2 separate regions of the Mus musculus genome follow, and region 2 is linked to region 1. Evidence: chromatin loops called from intact Hi-C (ENCODE). Cell type or tissue: left cerebral cortex. All regions are shown on one strand. Each heading gives the region's core, and the rest is flanking DNA. Links, peaks and the distances in the headings are about the cores only. Region 1 has its middle 24 kb from the start of Gm35397. Region 2 overlaps Impg1 (interphotoreceptor matrix proteoglycan 1).

Region 1 (7,818 bases), core at 2,130-4,629:
CTATTTTCACCATCATCCTCTGAAACTCATTGAGACTGAAGCCTACGTATAGGTTTAAAAGCAATGAGAAACTCAAATTTACAGTTTTCATTTACTTGTTTGTGTGTGTGTGTGTGTATCTTTATATTATTCATATTTGTCTTTATATTTGTTATACTTATATATATTTATATTTAAAATTGTTCTATTTATATTTGATTTATATTTATATATTGAAAGAAGAGCCAATGAGGACAAAGAAAATCAGTAGTGGAGGAATATACAAAATTAATTTGGGGACTATGATCAAAGTCAATTATGTACATATATGAGACTATCATAATGAGACTCATTATTTTCTATGGTTATTGTATGTTAAAATGAGTTAAAAATAAACATGAAACAATGAGAGTAGGTCAGTTGGAGAAATTTCTTGCACGACCTGTCTCAGGAAAGAAATGATCTCTTTTATAGCAAAGGAAGAATAAAAAAAAAAATGTTCAAAGAGGTCAGCTTCATCAAAATATAATCAATAACCTCTTTTTAATCATCATAACCCCTCTTAATTCTTAGTTAACATCCTAAATTTAACATAAAATAGACATATATATTTAATTTAAATTTATAAATATGGCCACTGAGTAGTGCACTGTTCCATTACATGCCATGTCATCTACTATTACCTTCACCAAAAGTAAAATGCCATGTATGTGTTGAAGTCTGGAAAAGTCAGAAAACTAATTACAGATATTCAAAAAATAAGCCAGAGATCTCAGAGTCAATGTTCATTCTCTCTGGAATCTTTTGTTGCATCGGTTCACTTCCTGGTCAGTATTCAATAAAAAAGAAATGATGGAACACAGAGCCCCTAAAGAAGGAGTTAGAGAAAATACCGAAGGAGCTAAAGGGATCGGCAACCCTATAGGAGGAACAACAAGATGAACTTAACAGTACCCCCTAGAACTGTGTCTCTAGGTGCATATGTAGCAGAGGATGGCCTAGTCGGCCATCAATGGGAGGAAAGGCCCTTAGTCTTGTGAAGATCATGTGCCCCAGTACAGGGGAATGCCAGGGCCAAGAAGTGGGAGTGGGTAGGTTGGGGAGCAGGGCGAGGGGAGGGTATAGGGGACTTTTGGGATAGCATTTAAAATGTAAATGAAGAAAATATCTAATAAAAAATGAAATAAAAATAAATGCTGTTAAAATTATATAAAATAATGGATTTAATATGATGTTTGGATTGTGAGAGCTTAGTTTTCATACATGATTATTGCTTCTGCACATGGGCTAAACAGCCTCAAGATAATAGGGCAGGCACTTGAGAAGGACAAATGGCTTTAATGACAAATATATACAGTTTTGATAAAGCAGACACGAAAAAGAAAGGGAATCAAGAAAAACAGGAATCAGAATGAAAATTTTACAAGGATAGCCTGGAATCTACTTCAGTAACTCATATTTTCATGCATCTACATGTGTGTAGGATATAGAGCATGATGACCTCTGTCACGGAGCTGATATCTGAGCTTTGCTGTCATGCAAACAACAGATGAGGATGAGACAGAGGGTATACCAATCAGTCATCTGTATGGAGTCCCTGACACCAACCTGGCCAACACCGAGTGGCTGTCCTTCATTCTACCCCAATCTCAAGTAAATACCCTTTATAACAAGGATCCATCCAGAACAATGTGGAGAATATAGTTAAACTTTGATAAGCTGACCTAGGAAAGGCCACTCTAGGTGGTGTGTTATAAAATAATGAGTAACTAAAGCACGGTAGGCACATTTTCCATTAAAGTTTACTAAATAGTCTACTGGATGGAGATGTCAAACAGAATGAAAAAAAAAATGTTGCCCTTGGATTATTTGGCTGCCGAATAAATTATGATCATTAGGGAAACTAAAGAATAGAAACTACAAAAGAACAAAACCAAGGAAACAAACAAAAAGTGAGGAACTTAATGTTTGGCATTCACAGGAGAGCTTTGATAGCGAAGCTTCTCAAGTCTAGGCGCTAGTTTTTCTCTCTAACAGATATGACTTAGGAATGTGAGATTGGAGAAATGAGTTTCTCTAGGACCTACTAAAATTAGTTCCGCAGCAAGATGTCTACAAAGAGATGCATAATCTTTCACTCATACTGAAAACAACCACCATAAAGAAGTGATGGCTCTCAGAACCAGAAGCACTTCAAAATAATGGTTTTAGATGTCCCTTTTAACAAGGAATGAGAAACCACTTACAGAGAGATGACAGAAAGAATTCTTGTGCCAGCAGAAGCAGGATTGTCATGAACAGAAAGCATGTTTATAATAATACATGAGAGTGACCACCAGTTTGGTCAGATAGCATAATCATAGAGCACACACTTCAGGGAAATCCTGGTTGCTTGACTGGACTGCAGTTCCTAAGAGACTCTTTTATCAAACAAAAAAGCATCACTTGTGGTTCAGAGCTTAGCATCCAAGGCCAGGGCATATGGGAACAGGGAGTGAGGGTGTTCACCCACATGGAGATATACTGGGTAATCACAAAGTCAGTTCTGACCCAGCGAGGACTCATGCCTCTGACAGTGGAAAGGAAGAGCTGTGGTGGCAAATGAGCTCCCTCTTCACCACTCATGAGCAACCTTTATGATCAGTAAAATCAGCGTTTTCGTATTTTGACTGCATGTGATTGTCAAAGACACAGCACACCTTAGTTTTCAATCTTTATTTCTATAATGGAAAGTTTAACACAGAAAATTGCTGTTTACGGATGTCTCACAGTTATTGCTATTTGGTCATCCATTTCCTGAGACTGCTTACATCCCCCCAACAGTAGAGAAAAGATTTGCTTTTTGACTGTTGGTCCTAACTATAACACGGTTTTAATCTCTGAAAGAAAACCTATTTTGTTACTATGATCTATGAAACATGACTAACATTAATTCATAGTTAGAAAAATCATTCCAACTCAGGCAAAATAATAACTCAATTCACAACTTGTTTCAAAATTATAATATTTGCAAAGAACAAGATATAGACTGATGCTGCTAAACATCCATATGAGAAGTGAGGATATTTGGAAACTCTAAATTTGAGTTTTCCATGACTTTATAAATATCAGCTTATACTTTGTTCTTATTTTGAAATATTGAGATTCTCAATTTGGTATTAAAAACTACCCAAAAGTAAGAGGTTTTCATTTTCTTTGTTTTAAAATTTAAGTGCACACGAATCAACACTACTGTCATTCTTTCTTTATAAGGATATAGAAAATGTATGTGTGAAATTAAGGGATGAAAAGTGTTAGAAATGTGAGCCATTTCTCTAAACAGGCCTTTTTTTTCTTTAATCTTGAGAATATAGAGCATTTTCTCCCCTGCTGCCACCTTGTGGTTGAATTTGTATGACCAAACCTGAAACTGTCACAACATAACATCTGATTGTTTTCTTACAAAAAGAGTTGTTAGGGATTGCATGATATTACATACCAACACAGAGCAAACTATATACATAGTAGCTACACTTACAGACCTGATTTCGGTTACTGATACAGAAATGAATACATACATTGTATGGCATGATGCACAGAGACTGTATCATGAAAGGGAGAAGGGAATTATCTCATCGTGTATTTTAATTTTACAAGTAAAGTAACAAAACTGCCTTACTGTTTTTTCTACGATGCCATTATTGAGTAAGTAAGGAAAAGAAAATAAAAAATATAGGATAAATAATCTTAGCCATTAGAAACTTTATGGATTTTTAGAAGTTCCAATATGATAGTAATAAGATAAAAATCAAGGTGGCATATTGATTTAATATATTTAATGTGCGCTATATATAAAGCTTTTCTGGAAAATAACCTTCCTCTTCTCTCCATTACTGGAATCTCTATTTTCAAGTGGTTTTATCATTGGTCTGTTTTCCCTCAAGAGAAGTATGGCTATGTGACTAAGGTCTAGCTAAAATATGAGCAGCAGTATGCCCAGTTCTCTGGTCATCTTTTGAACGACATAAATAAAATCCCAAAGGTAGGTAGCAAAACAAAATGGTACCATCAACCTGGGCTTCTGACACCAAGGAATAGCCAAATAGTCCTCAAGCCCAGTGCAGAATTTCTCATTATAAGAAATGTCTACTTCATCTTTGTCATTTTAAGACTGTCTCAAATTATAACTGAACTAATAAAAATCTGACATTTTTAAATGAACAGTTGGTTACAGATTTTACACAAAATTGAAGATGGAATGCATATCATAGTGTGTGTGGAATGTTTTGGAAATACCAAAGACAGGCAATTTCTTCAACAAAATTTAAATTTCCAGTTGTAGGGACTGATAGCCCAAGCTCCTCAAGTCAGCAGGTTTGTATCCTACTGAGCTCCTGCTCCCTGGCTTTTAGATGGCTACCTTCTCACTACATCCTCATGGTGACTTTCCCCTCTGAGCCCACACATCCGTGTTCTACTTCAGATGAGGATAGCAAGCACACTGGATAGCACATTCTAACCCAATTACCTCTCTAAAAATCCCTTTTTCTGGATATCATTAGATACTGCCTTACATCGAGGGTAGGATTCAAACATATTTATTTTTGAAGGATACTTTATAGCCCATAACAGTGTGCAAGTATCTATCCATTAAATTAACCACATACCAGATACCTTAGATGCCCATAGCTCAAACCACACTAAAAACATATTGCATACCTTTCCTTTAGAGAAAAATATGTCAAAGGTCTGTGGTCCTGTCTCCTAGTTAATAACTAGTGTTCCCATGGATATATGCCACCCTTTTTAATGGGGAAAGGTTAGTCTGCTTTCTCTGCTTGCTCTCTGCTCCATTAGCCTTAACCTTTGATCTTTTTATCTCCATGGTGGCACTGGGTACCTTACACAGCTCATTTGGCCACATGGCTTCTGAAACTTTCTGTTCCCATTTTCACACATAGGCTGTGGTTTTAAACAGCTTAGTTCATCGCAAAGCAGAACATCATTGCAGGAGTAGGTGCACAGTGGAACAATTCTGCTCACTTAGTGGCTGCTAGCAAGCAAGCAGTCGGAGACAAAGGGAATAGTGTCCCTATATTTTTGCCTTCAGTGACCTACCTTCCTTCTACTAGATGGCATCCACTAACAGTTTTAGCACCTGCTAATAGCCCCATAAACTGGTGACTAAACCTTCAGCATATTGGCTGTTGGGTGAACATTTAAGATTCAAACCACAGCAAGATTAAGTTGCCCTGTTGAAATCTCTACATTCTATAGATATCACTAGCATTACACAAATATTGTGTGCCTCCCTGACCTAGCTTCTCACCCTAGGGCTTTCTCTTGCTCATTTCTGGGGTAAAAATTCCAGAATTCTCCCTTAATACCTGTCATTCATCACTCAGCTCTCTAATCCCCTTTCACTAACTCTCCATGAAACGGAATTTTTCTTTTTCCAAGACACGCCTGGATTGCAGGACCCCATGGCCTCTCCAAAGCAAAGATAAAGCTGCAGGATTACAGTCTGTGCCTCCAGGTGGTCTTTGTGCTTGATCTCCTGCCTCCTACAGTCCTACTTACCTCAGAAGCAAAGCCCCTTTGGAAAACAGAAAGCATATCTTGCCTAGCTTTAAATCACATGTAGTTTTGTTTTGTAAATAAAGTAACCCCCCAATCCCTAGCCATGTATGGTATGAGGGTCCGAATAAGATTAACCCCCATCAATCTTTCTCACTCTCCACTGTGTGTGCATTTTATTCTCTATTTTCCATGGTTTTTATTCATCACCAGTTTGGGAAACTTTATTTTTTTCTATTGTTTTGTTGTTGTTGTTGCTGCTGCTGCTGCTGCTGCTGCTGCTGCTGCTGCTGCTGCTGCTGCTGCTGCTACTGCTATACTTGGATATGATTTTGGTTTTTTTTCCCAAGGTATCTAGGTATCATTGTCAATGTCACCTGTAAAGCTTTCCCTGGTTACATAGCACTGGCCCAAATACAAGTCCCCTTCCTTCATCGTGTTCTTTTATTTTATACTTTTCAGAATACTGTAGAAAAATATGTTTCACATAGCTTCAATGATTGGGAAATTCAAAAACCAAACTGTGGCCAAGTTCAGAAGGATTTTTCTGGTTCCTTATTAGATACTTCTAAGGCCTAACATGGTAAAAGGAATAAGTTATCTGTGTTCTATTTTCTAATGGGACAAAAATTAAGGCAAATAATGAATTTTTATGATTTTATTTCCTTCCAAGGTCCCTCTTTGTAATACACTTATATTAATGATTAGTTTTCAAAATTGGAATTCAGGAGGCACAGACATTCAGAGCACAGCAGTGGGGACAGACATAAGTGAACAGACATAAAGGCAAGTTAAGGACAAGTCAGATGTTTTGTGGATGAGCCTCATTTTAGTCATATTTATGGTAAAATTGCTCTTCCTAAGGGCGTTCTTTCATGCTCATCTGAATTCGATAAGTCTGAAATCATTGTTGGAATGGAACACTTCCTCGTTGTCTGGAGAACATCTGGACATCTGCCATGAACACTTCAAGCAACATGTCTCCTGTTTCTTCCTGCTTCTCTGTCTGGAAGTTCGAAATAAAACAAAACAGTGGTAAAGCTTTTGATTCTAAGTCCAACATGATTTCCAGCGAGTCCTTCCACCTTCCTGGAACATTATATCAGTAAGACAGAAGGCTAACTCAAGATGAGCATCGTGTTTCTCACAGTATTTTTATATAACATAATTACTGAGTGATTAAGATATTGTCTCCTATCACATGTATGCACAAGAATGACCAGACAGCTATGTGTCCTGTCAGACTGAGTGACCACAGCAGGCAATGCCTGGAAGGTGCAGAGAGAACTGGTCTCTCCAGTGATTCTTAGACAGACCTCTGAGGATCACACTACCTACTTTTGTTAACATACCAAAGGATTTGTAATTATTGGCCAAAACATTTAGTACTTCAAACTCCTAAATTTATCACTTAACACATGGATTAAGATCCTCAGCTTTGAAAAGAAGCTACTGCATTTGTACTTTGAAACTACACAGAGAAAGACACAGACACATACACATATTTATCTACATATATGTAGATACAATGTGTGTATGTGTAAAATATATTAAAAGTATACATACATATAAAATTAATTACTGTGTGTATATATGAGACGAGAAAGAGAGAAAGGAGGAGGGAGACTTTGATACAGTTTATTTTTTTCTTGTTGCACAGCATTGTAAGGAAAAGTAATATAAATTTCTGACAATAAGGATAGCTACTGGGTTACTGTACCAGACATATATAACCTTAAAGGGAAAACATTATGAAGATCAATTTGGCTGCCTCTGCTTAAGAAATAGATTTTTTTTATACAGCTCCAACTAATGTCTCTGAAAAGCCCTAAGCAGTTGTAACAAAATGCAAAGTACCTATGAGTATTCTATTCCTTTGATTAAGGAAATGCAATGTGTTAAATAAAGGTTTTATTCGTAATATAGTGACTAAGCATAGTTCATAGGGTGAAATTCGTGCTGCATAGGATGATAATAACCGTAAAAGTTTTCTTAGAAGAAGAAAAACTGTGTTATTTGTAGGCAGCAGAAAAAAAGTGGAGATGAGAGTATCATAGACAGGTAGTGATTCTCACAGAAGGAAAGTCAATATGGCTGTCTGTGTGATGAGAAGGGCTGTCTTTTGGAATGTGTGGACCAATATTATACTCTCCACAAAAATAGAAGACAATCTCAGGTATTCTCAGAGAAAAACAAATAAAAGTAAAAAAGATGATAGGGAACTGACATTGCTCCAGTAGGAGTACCTGGTGGGAAAGAGGATTAAGGATATCATGCCTCTAA
Region 2 (7,818 bases), core at 2,585-5,084, 600 kb after region 1:
TCCTTTTGCTGTCGCTTTAGGGCTACATTAGGATCGTTGCTCATCCTGAGCAAGGCAGGGTAGGAGGAGATGAGCATTTGAAGCTGCCAAACACACTGTTGCTGAAGGCATTTTTATAGCGCTCGGAGGTGATCTGATTCCAACCAAGGAAATGAATTCTAAGGTGGGCAGTCAGAGGAACAAGTTTGTCCTCTTTCTTTTTTTTTTTTTTTTTTTTTTTTTTTTTTTTTTTTTTCACTTATTTACTTTCGTTTTATTCACTTTACATCCCAACCGCAGGTTCAGCCCCTAAGTTCTCCTTTTCACAGTCTTTCCTCTCTCCTCTTTTCCCTTCTCCTCTGTGAAGGGAAAGCCCCTCCAACAACCTACCCCTGGTGCATGCACATCCCCTCCACCCCAACTGCAGAGGGGATCCACCCCAATTCTGTTGCCTGCCTGTGGATCCTCTTCCTCTTGTCTGGCCGCAGGGGGAGGGGATGTGTGTAATCCTGCAGTGACAAATTTACCCTTAAATTCTACCCATTAGGGTTGATTCTCCCTAATTTTTTTTCCAAATTTGATACAGAAGTGCTATAGTCCAAGTCAGAAGCCCTGAGCTTGGAGTCTAACAGTAGCATAAGAAAGCGCACAGAGCCAAGCTGTCCAGCATGAAGGAGGAGGGGAGTTCAGAAATAAAGGCTCTTTTAGGTTGCTGTAAATGGCTATATGGCATCTCTGATCCTTGGCATAAAGAGTGAGAAGATGTTCACTGGATGCATTTTGATAGCAGGCATCCCCAAACTCATATCTTAATTTTGTTCCTACATGTATAATAAGAAATACATGTGTGGTAATAAAGACTGAACCCGGTGGTGGCTTTAACAATCATGCCTGATTAAATAAAATGCACAATGCATATCTTACACACAATTCCTGACAATATCAGAAAATCTATAGGTTTTGTGTAAGTTAATATATCATATGGCTTGAACATTTTTTCAAATAAGACTCTTTCCTCTGCACACACACACACACACACACACACACACACTCTATGGGGTGAGGATTGAGACCATCTTAGGGAATAGTGTCACAGTAAGCCTCACCCCGGTGGCTTCCTTAAGGTTTGTCACATGCTGCCATAACAAGGGCATTAAGAACAGTGACATTAGAGTCAAGTTTATTTCTTCTTGATAGGTGGGAAGCCTGTGTTCTCATGGCCTCCTGGAGACCCACATTCATTCCACAGGTGGCTGTGCCACCCTAAGAAGGTTTCCTCCTCTGCAAGACAAAGGCTGAGTGGTTGATACATTCTGTTTTCACTGGTGAGATGAGAGAAGAGAACAAGCCAGGGAGAGCAGATTGTCAACACATGGCAAAGGAGCAGCAGCAACCCCTGCACACTTTGTAGTGATGGAGCTGGCCACATGACCAGGCTTGGTTTCATGAAGACTGGAAAAAAATATCTTCACTAATGAATCCATTGCATTCTGGGAAATAATTTGGGAGACAAGGCTGCTAATTGTAGGAACACAGGGTGAAAACCAAAAACTCCTACCCAAGGCTAAAGCAGAGCTAGCTTAAGAATGAGGTCAGCGGAGCAGTAGAACAAATCCAGACCGAACACAAGAAACAGATTCCCAATCCTGGTATAAAGTTTCATTCTGTTTTCAAGATAATGCCATTCTACTTTGCTTCTCTGTTATAATAAATACCATTGCCAAAGTCAACTCGGGATGGAACTAGTTCACCTTGCAGGTTCTAATCTCTCTCCAAGGCAGGAACTTAAGACAGGAGTTTGATGCAGAAGCCACTAGGGAATGTTGCTTACAGGATTGCTCCTCATGACTTATTCAGCCTGCTTTCTTGTATAACCTAGGACCACCTTCCCAGAGGTGGTAAAACCCACAGTGGGCTAGGCCCTGCCACATCAATCATTAGTTGAAATGAATGACACAGACAGCTCCATAGACCCATCCTATGGGGGGTAATTTCTCAATTGAGGATTCCCTATTCCAGGAAATTCTAGCTTTTACCCAATTCACTTGACTAGCCAGCATACCTCGTGAAGCAAGAACAGAATCAAAATTCTAGTGGGGCAGAGACAGGAAGAGTGTGTGGCACTGAGGTAGGTCTGGAAGCTCGCTGCTTGAACCTTCCTGCCTTCTGTACTCACACAGCTGCCAATCAGGAACACTTCTAGAGTCAGAAAATGAGGTTTCAAGAGTTCGGGGAAACTGACCTTCAAAATGGCTGTGGCTCACAAAAGACACGTGTGTACACACGAGAAGCCCTGAGAACGCTTTTGAGATTATTAAATCACATTTGAAAAAGAACCCCCAGGAAGCCACCTGTGCTCACTCTCTCTCACTCAGCTCAGGCAAGCATGAGGTCCGACACAGCTACTGTATTGCTCAGTGAAGGCTGTCCAGCTAGGTGGGACCAGCATCAGCAACCCCCACCCAAATGTTGTGATTTTCACTTCCCTCCCTCCTGCATGCCATGAAGATTTACTGCACTGACAGAAAGACACAGTGGGTTCTCGTGGTTTTTTATCTCAGTGGGTCATTTCAAATTGACTACCATTTACAAAGACATAGGTTGGTTGGCTCCTAGGCTCAATTTAGAGTAGTCACTTAAAAAAAAATAGTAACCTGGCATTATTTGGCTGACAGCATTGGTTTACTTTTTTGTTTCTTTTTGTTTTGTTTTGGCATCTGTTCTCAAAAGGTGTGAAGAAAATCCCTGTCCATCTATCTCAATGCAGGCATAAAGGTAGAAATAGGAACATCATTACTTTAAATAGATCATTAGGTTGTGGTGTGCTGGTTTAACATCCAACCACAAAAACAACAATGAAGAAGTGAAATGTAGGTCACACATCATGAAAAGGAAGCATAAAGTGGTCCAGCAGTGGCCAAGCTAGGAATAAACCATTTTATTCTTTCGCAGCTGGTTCCCTATCTACGATCGAATCTTACGGGATTTAAGCAACTGGAAATACTCAGCTTCAGAAACGGAAGTGTGATCGTGAACAGCAAAGTGCGGTTTGCAAAGGCGGTACCCTACAACCTCACCCAGGCCGTGCGCGGGGTCTTGGAGGATCTTCGGTCCACCGCAGCTCAAGGGCTCAATCTGGAAATCGAAAGCTACTCCCTCGACATTGAACCAGGTAGGTAAAGCCGGCCATGAAAGTTGGGGAACTTTTGATTCTTTCTGTTCTGCTTTCAAGCTCTTCTGTTTTCAACTGTCAAACACTGAAATTGTATTGGACTTAACAAGGCAACCTTTTAGAAGCGACAAACTTCCTGATTAAGGAAGGAGGGTCTTCAAACTGCAGGCTCAAGTTTTCCGACATTGAAAAGCAAACAGTAAGGGCGCCTCGCACCTCTAACCACACAGTCGGAGAACCTCAGTTTTCTCAAGACTAAACTTTTGTTGTGCTAAAAAAAAATTTTTTTTGAAATATGGCCCCAAACCAAGCTAGTTTACATTCTGCTAAAATTCAAAGGCATTTTCTAAAAGACGCTGCAGCGATCTTCCAGAAGCCGGTGGTTGCAGTAAACTATCAGAATAGTCTTTTCCTAACAAAATTCAGGATGACACTGAGACCAAACCCTGAGGAGGCAAAAGAAGAAGAAGGGGGAGAGGAAGGGGGAGGGGGAGAGGGAGGAAAAAAGAAAAAAGAAAAGAGAGAAAAGAAAAAAAGAAAAATTCAAACATGAAGAAATCACCAAAGAAAATACTGTTGGTTCTCAATTGTACACCCCAGCATATCACCCATGTGTATAAAACAAAGAGATAGCCAGAAACTCTATAACACAAAGCAAACACTTGTTCCAGCAACAAAGCAGTGTACCACTGTCATGGGCCAAGGCTGAACTGGGGACTGTTTCAACCATGCACTACAAAATTGTTTTCTAACTAACTGCAGGAAGGTTTTTAATCCCCTGGAGTGCAAGACAGAAGGGTTCTGTCCCACTGCCAACGCAACCTTCCAGTCAGATTCAAACCAAAGTTTTCCTAATTGGCTATGAATTAGTGAAGGAGATCTTTTAAAGCTCTCTCTGGCTCTCTGTGGACTAACTACCAAGACAGAGGGAAAAGGCCTTGGGCAAAAATACAAGTAAAAAAAAATGCTCAGTAGGAAACATTTATCTTTGACAGAGCAAGCATTGGAGCAATCCTACAAAAATTGCCTCAGTACCTTGGTAAACAGCATCATTAAAAAGGACAGCACAGCCTTGGGCACCGAGCAGAGAAATAGTTACCTCCAAACAGGACCAGCCCAAGGAAGACTTTTAGACGCCCCCCACTCCCCAAGCAAGCAAAGACAACCTAAATGGCAGGGAAAGACTGACCGCCTTCCTCCACAGAAAGTACCCAGGGCTGAGGCTGTTCTTTGCAGTCAGATGATAAAACTAACAGGGAAGAGACGGGAGAACTATGGAGCACGGGAGAAGTGGGAGCCCGGACCACTGCCTTCCTCCATCCCTCAGTCAGCTGGTAGTCCTTAGAAGCCCACTTAATATAAAGGCTGTCCATGGAATGTGCAGGCTGGAGAGAGCCTAGGTGTATGCCTCTGAGGACAGGAGTTTCAGCATTAGTAACCACTCGATGAGTGCCTTAGAAAAGTGCCATGCCGTGACTATGCCAGAGCCGATACTTAGCCCCAGCCTGGACCATCCGATCCTGAATGTGCATCCTAGGCGCTCAGTTTCCATAGTGAAATGTTGTTGTTAAAACTCCTTCTCCTAAGGTCCCAAAACCAAACTGAGGGTCTCACCCACCAGCATTCGAACCATTGAGTTTGTCAGGCTCACTTACAGAGCAATGGGTAAAGGTTGTGGGTGGGGTCATGAGTGTCATTAAAGTAGCCACAGTGCAAGATCTGTGCCCAGAATGCATGATGACTCCCCTATGGCCAAGTAGATGGAGCCCTCTCCCAAGTCTTTCCCAACCTATCTACTCTAGGCCCTACCTGAGGTCACATGCAATTAGGGAAGAACTTCATGCAGTTGGTTGGTAGGGATGGCTTGACACTGAGGTGACAGTCCTCCCATGACCCTTCCCGTCCTTCCTTCTGTGGGGGACCATCAACAGCCAACAAGTCCAACTGTCTTATCATTTTCAAACAGACACAGCCAAACTCATAGAGATGATGCTAGTTTGGGATGAAGGACTGCGTCATGTATCCCAGTGTGGGGAGGGGTGGTGCTACGAACACGAGAATCGATAAAAAGGGAATTTTTAGTCTTTAGCGTGGTATTTGACACATTATAGTTGCCTAATAAATGTTAATAGTCAGGATCACAACATTGTCATCATGAACTTAACTATTAATTTATGACCTCCACAAGGTACCGCAAAGAGTGATAGAAGTCAGCAAGGTGTGGGATTTGTGAAGTAATTGGAGCTGAGGTTGTCTTCAGTGGTAGCCTGTAAGCAGGCGTGCTGTGTGTAGCCTTTCCTCTAGGCAGCTGAGGGGTGTGACGGTCCTAACATCAGCTGCAGTTCCCGCTAGAGCCAAAATGTATGCTCTGCTACCTAAAAATGGTCCTAACATCAGCTGCAGTTCCCGCTAGAGCCAAAATGTATGCTCTGCTACCTAAAAGAAACATGCCTCCAGGCTTCCCAGTGGGCTGTGGGGTACATACCCAACTTGAGAGATGGAACAACTGGGGAAAGACAGAGAGGGAAAACCTGGAACTGATCTATCAGCTTTCTCTAGCCCTAAGTAGGAGCAGCTCAGAAACCCTCAGAGAACTAGACATACTAAGTGGGCCCATCAATAAACGCGCATGAAAACTGTGGAGTTGACTGAATGAATGACCACTCAGAACGTCCACAGGGAGAGATTTTGCAGAAGTCTCTGCACTGTTCCATTGAGCTTTGGGATGGAATAATTTTCCATACTCTGTTCTTTACTAAATACCTGGAGATAGAAAACCTATTTCTAATACACACAAAAAAATAATAAAATAATGATTGAAGAACAAAAAATAATAATTAATATTAAAAACTGCTTAGGAAAGAGCTATGGTGAGCCTGCTAAAACATTAGCAGTGCTCCAGACCAAAGCTCTGAAAACAGGAAGATTAAAAACATAAAGACTGCTTTATAAATGTTTTGAAAATGAGCGTGGTTTCTTCTAGGTAAATCAAAGTGTGCGTGCACTACTCACATCCAAGAGATTCCAATTGCTTTGTGTGCAGGGAGAAACCCTGGCTCTGAACTACACTTAAAACTTTCCTTCTCATCAACAATACTGCAGAAGACAGGAGGAGCTGGGGTAGGGATTGGGGGGTGGAGGGTGGGAGGGGACCAGGTCTGAGCCAGTGAGCTTCCTTGCTCACAGCTGTAGATCCTGGGCAGTCTCACCACAGACAAAGGGCAGATGCACGCAGGGAACCAGCAAGCACACCTTAGAGTGGCTCACCAGGCCTTAAACATCATCTCTGATCTCATAAGCATCTCTACACCCCCGCATGGCCTGTCCATGTGTGACAGTCCCTGGCCAAAGGAACTGTAGAGAAAGGACATCTTTAAACTGCACTGACATCAAAAATATGTCTTTTTAGTTCAAACATACCTTTTAATGGTCATTTTCTTATGTAGCAAACTTCAAGAAACTTCCTGTGGGCTTGGATCAGTGCCAGAGGGAGAGGACTGTGATTCTCTTTAAATCTCAGCGTACTGAGACCCGGCCACCTGAGCAGGGGAGTGTAGGACTAGACATACTCCAAAGACCTCTGACCTCTCTTCATTGATGAACTGGCCAATGAGTGGGCTGATGGCCAAAACTGAGTAGCTGGCAAGAGCTGCAGAGGGCCAGGGCTGTGGAGGCTCGCACTATAGATGACACAGAAGTACAGACTGTCGCCGGAAGTGGTGGCCATTGGGAAAGAGCAAGTAGCAATCAGGTACAAAAACATTGACAGACACACAGACACCATCCTTATTCACATGTGACCCACCCCTGCCGCCCTGTGTGAAGCCTTATTTCAATATAGAACAAAGACATGGATTTCCACAAACCTCAAAGCTCAACACTGTTGCTTGAAAAAATAAAAAATAAAAGGCATTCATTTCTTAGTTCTACAAATTTCTATGTCTTATAAAACATATTGAACACATAAAATCTAAAACATTGTTCCTTTTTAAAAAAAAAAAATATGTCCTGTCCTGTTATAGTAAAGTTTCATATCATCAGAACTCCTGTTTGGGGGAATAAACAACTGTTTTTATTATTATATGTAGTGCTGGAAATAGAAGTCCCATAGGTGCTATGCATTGCTACATCCCCAGACCCTCTCATTTTGATTAAGGGAGAAATAAATGTCTCCATTTTGCAACAGTAAAGAAAGTCTACAGGAGATTCTTCTGTCATTTTCCTTTTTTTTTTTTTCATTTTTTATTAGGTATTTCGCTCATTTACATTTGCAATGCTATACCAAAAGTCCCCCATAGCCACCCACCCCCTCTCCCCTACCCACCCACTCCCCTTTTATGGCCCTGGCGTTCCCCTGTACTGGGGCATATAAAGTTTGCGTGTCCAATGGGCCTCTCTTTCCAGTGATGGCCGACTAGGCCATCTTTTGATGCATATGCAGCTAGAGTCAAGAGCTCCGGGGTACTGATAAGTGGATATTAGCCCAAAACCTAAGATACCCAAGATATAAGATACAATTTCCTAAACACATGAAACTCAAGAAAAATGAAGACTGAAGTGTGAACACTATGCCCCTCCTTAGAAGTGGGAACAAAACACCCTTGGAAGGAGTTACAGAGACAAAGTTTGGAGCTGAGATAAAAGGATGGACCATGTAGACACTAGCA

The links. A loop is a pair of places that touch in the nucleus more often than their neighbours do. Peaks named below come from ENCODE experiments on the same cell type or tissue, not always from the same donor. Only the 100,000 strongest peaks of a DNase experiment are listed, where the experiment ranks them.
Region 2: it touches region 1 in a loop (2.6-fold over the local background); 3 of 42 quality-filtered maps call a loop at or near these places.

What each region holds. Positions count from the first base shown.
Region 1 is chr9:80,938,729-80,946,546 of GRCm38, reverse strand. No RefSeq gene overlaps it. Among named protein-coding and RNA genes, the nearest start is that of Gm35397, 24 kb to the left of the region's middle. In left cerebral cortex, for the core only: a CTCF peak has its summit at 3,362 (motif pointing left); a DNase peak (open chromatin) is centred at 3,361.
Region 2 is chr9:80,337,197-80,345,014 of GRCm38, reverse strand. It overlaps Impg1 (interphotoreceptor matrix proteoglycan 1), which reads left to right. Exons shown (of 17, transcript NM_022016.3): 14 at 2,932-3,151. Among named protein-coding and RNA genes, the nearest start is that of Gm27227, 76 kb to the right of the region's middle. In left cerebral cortex, for the core only: no CTCF peak of the experiment used is centred there; a DNase peak (open chromatin) is centred at 3,963.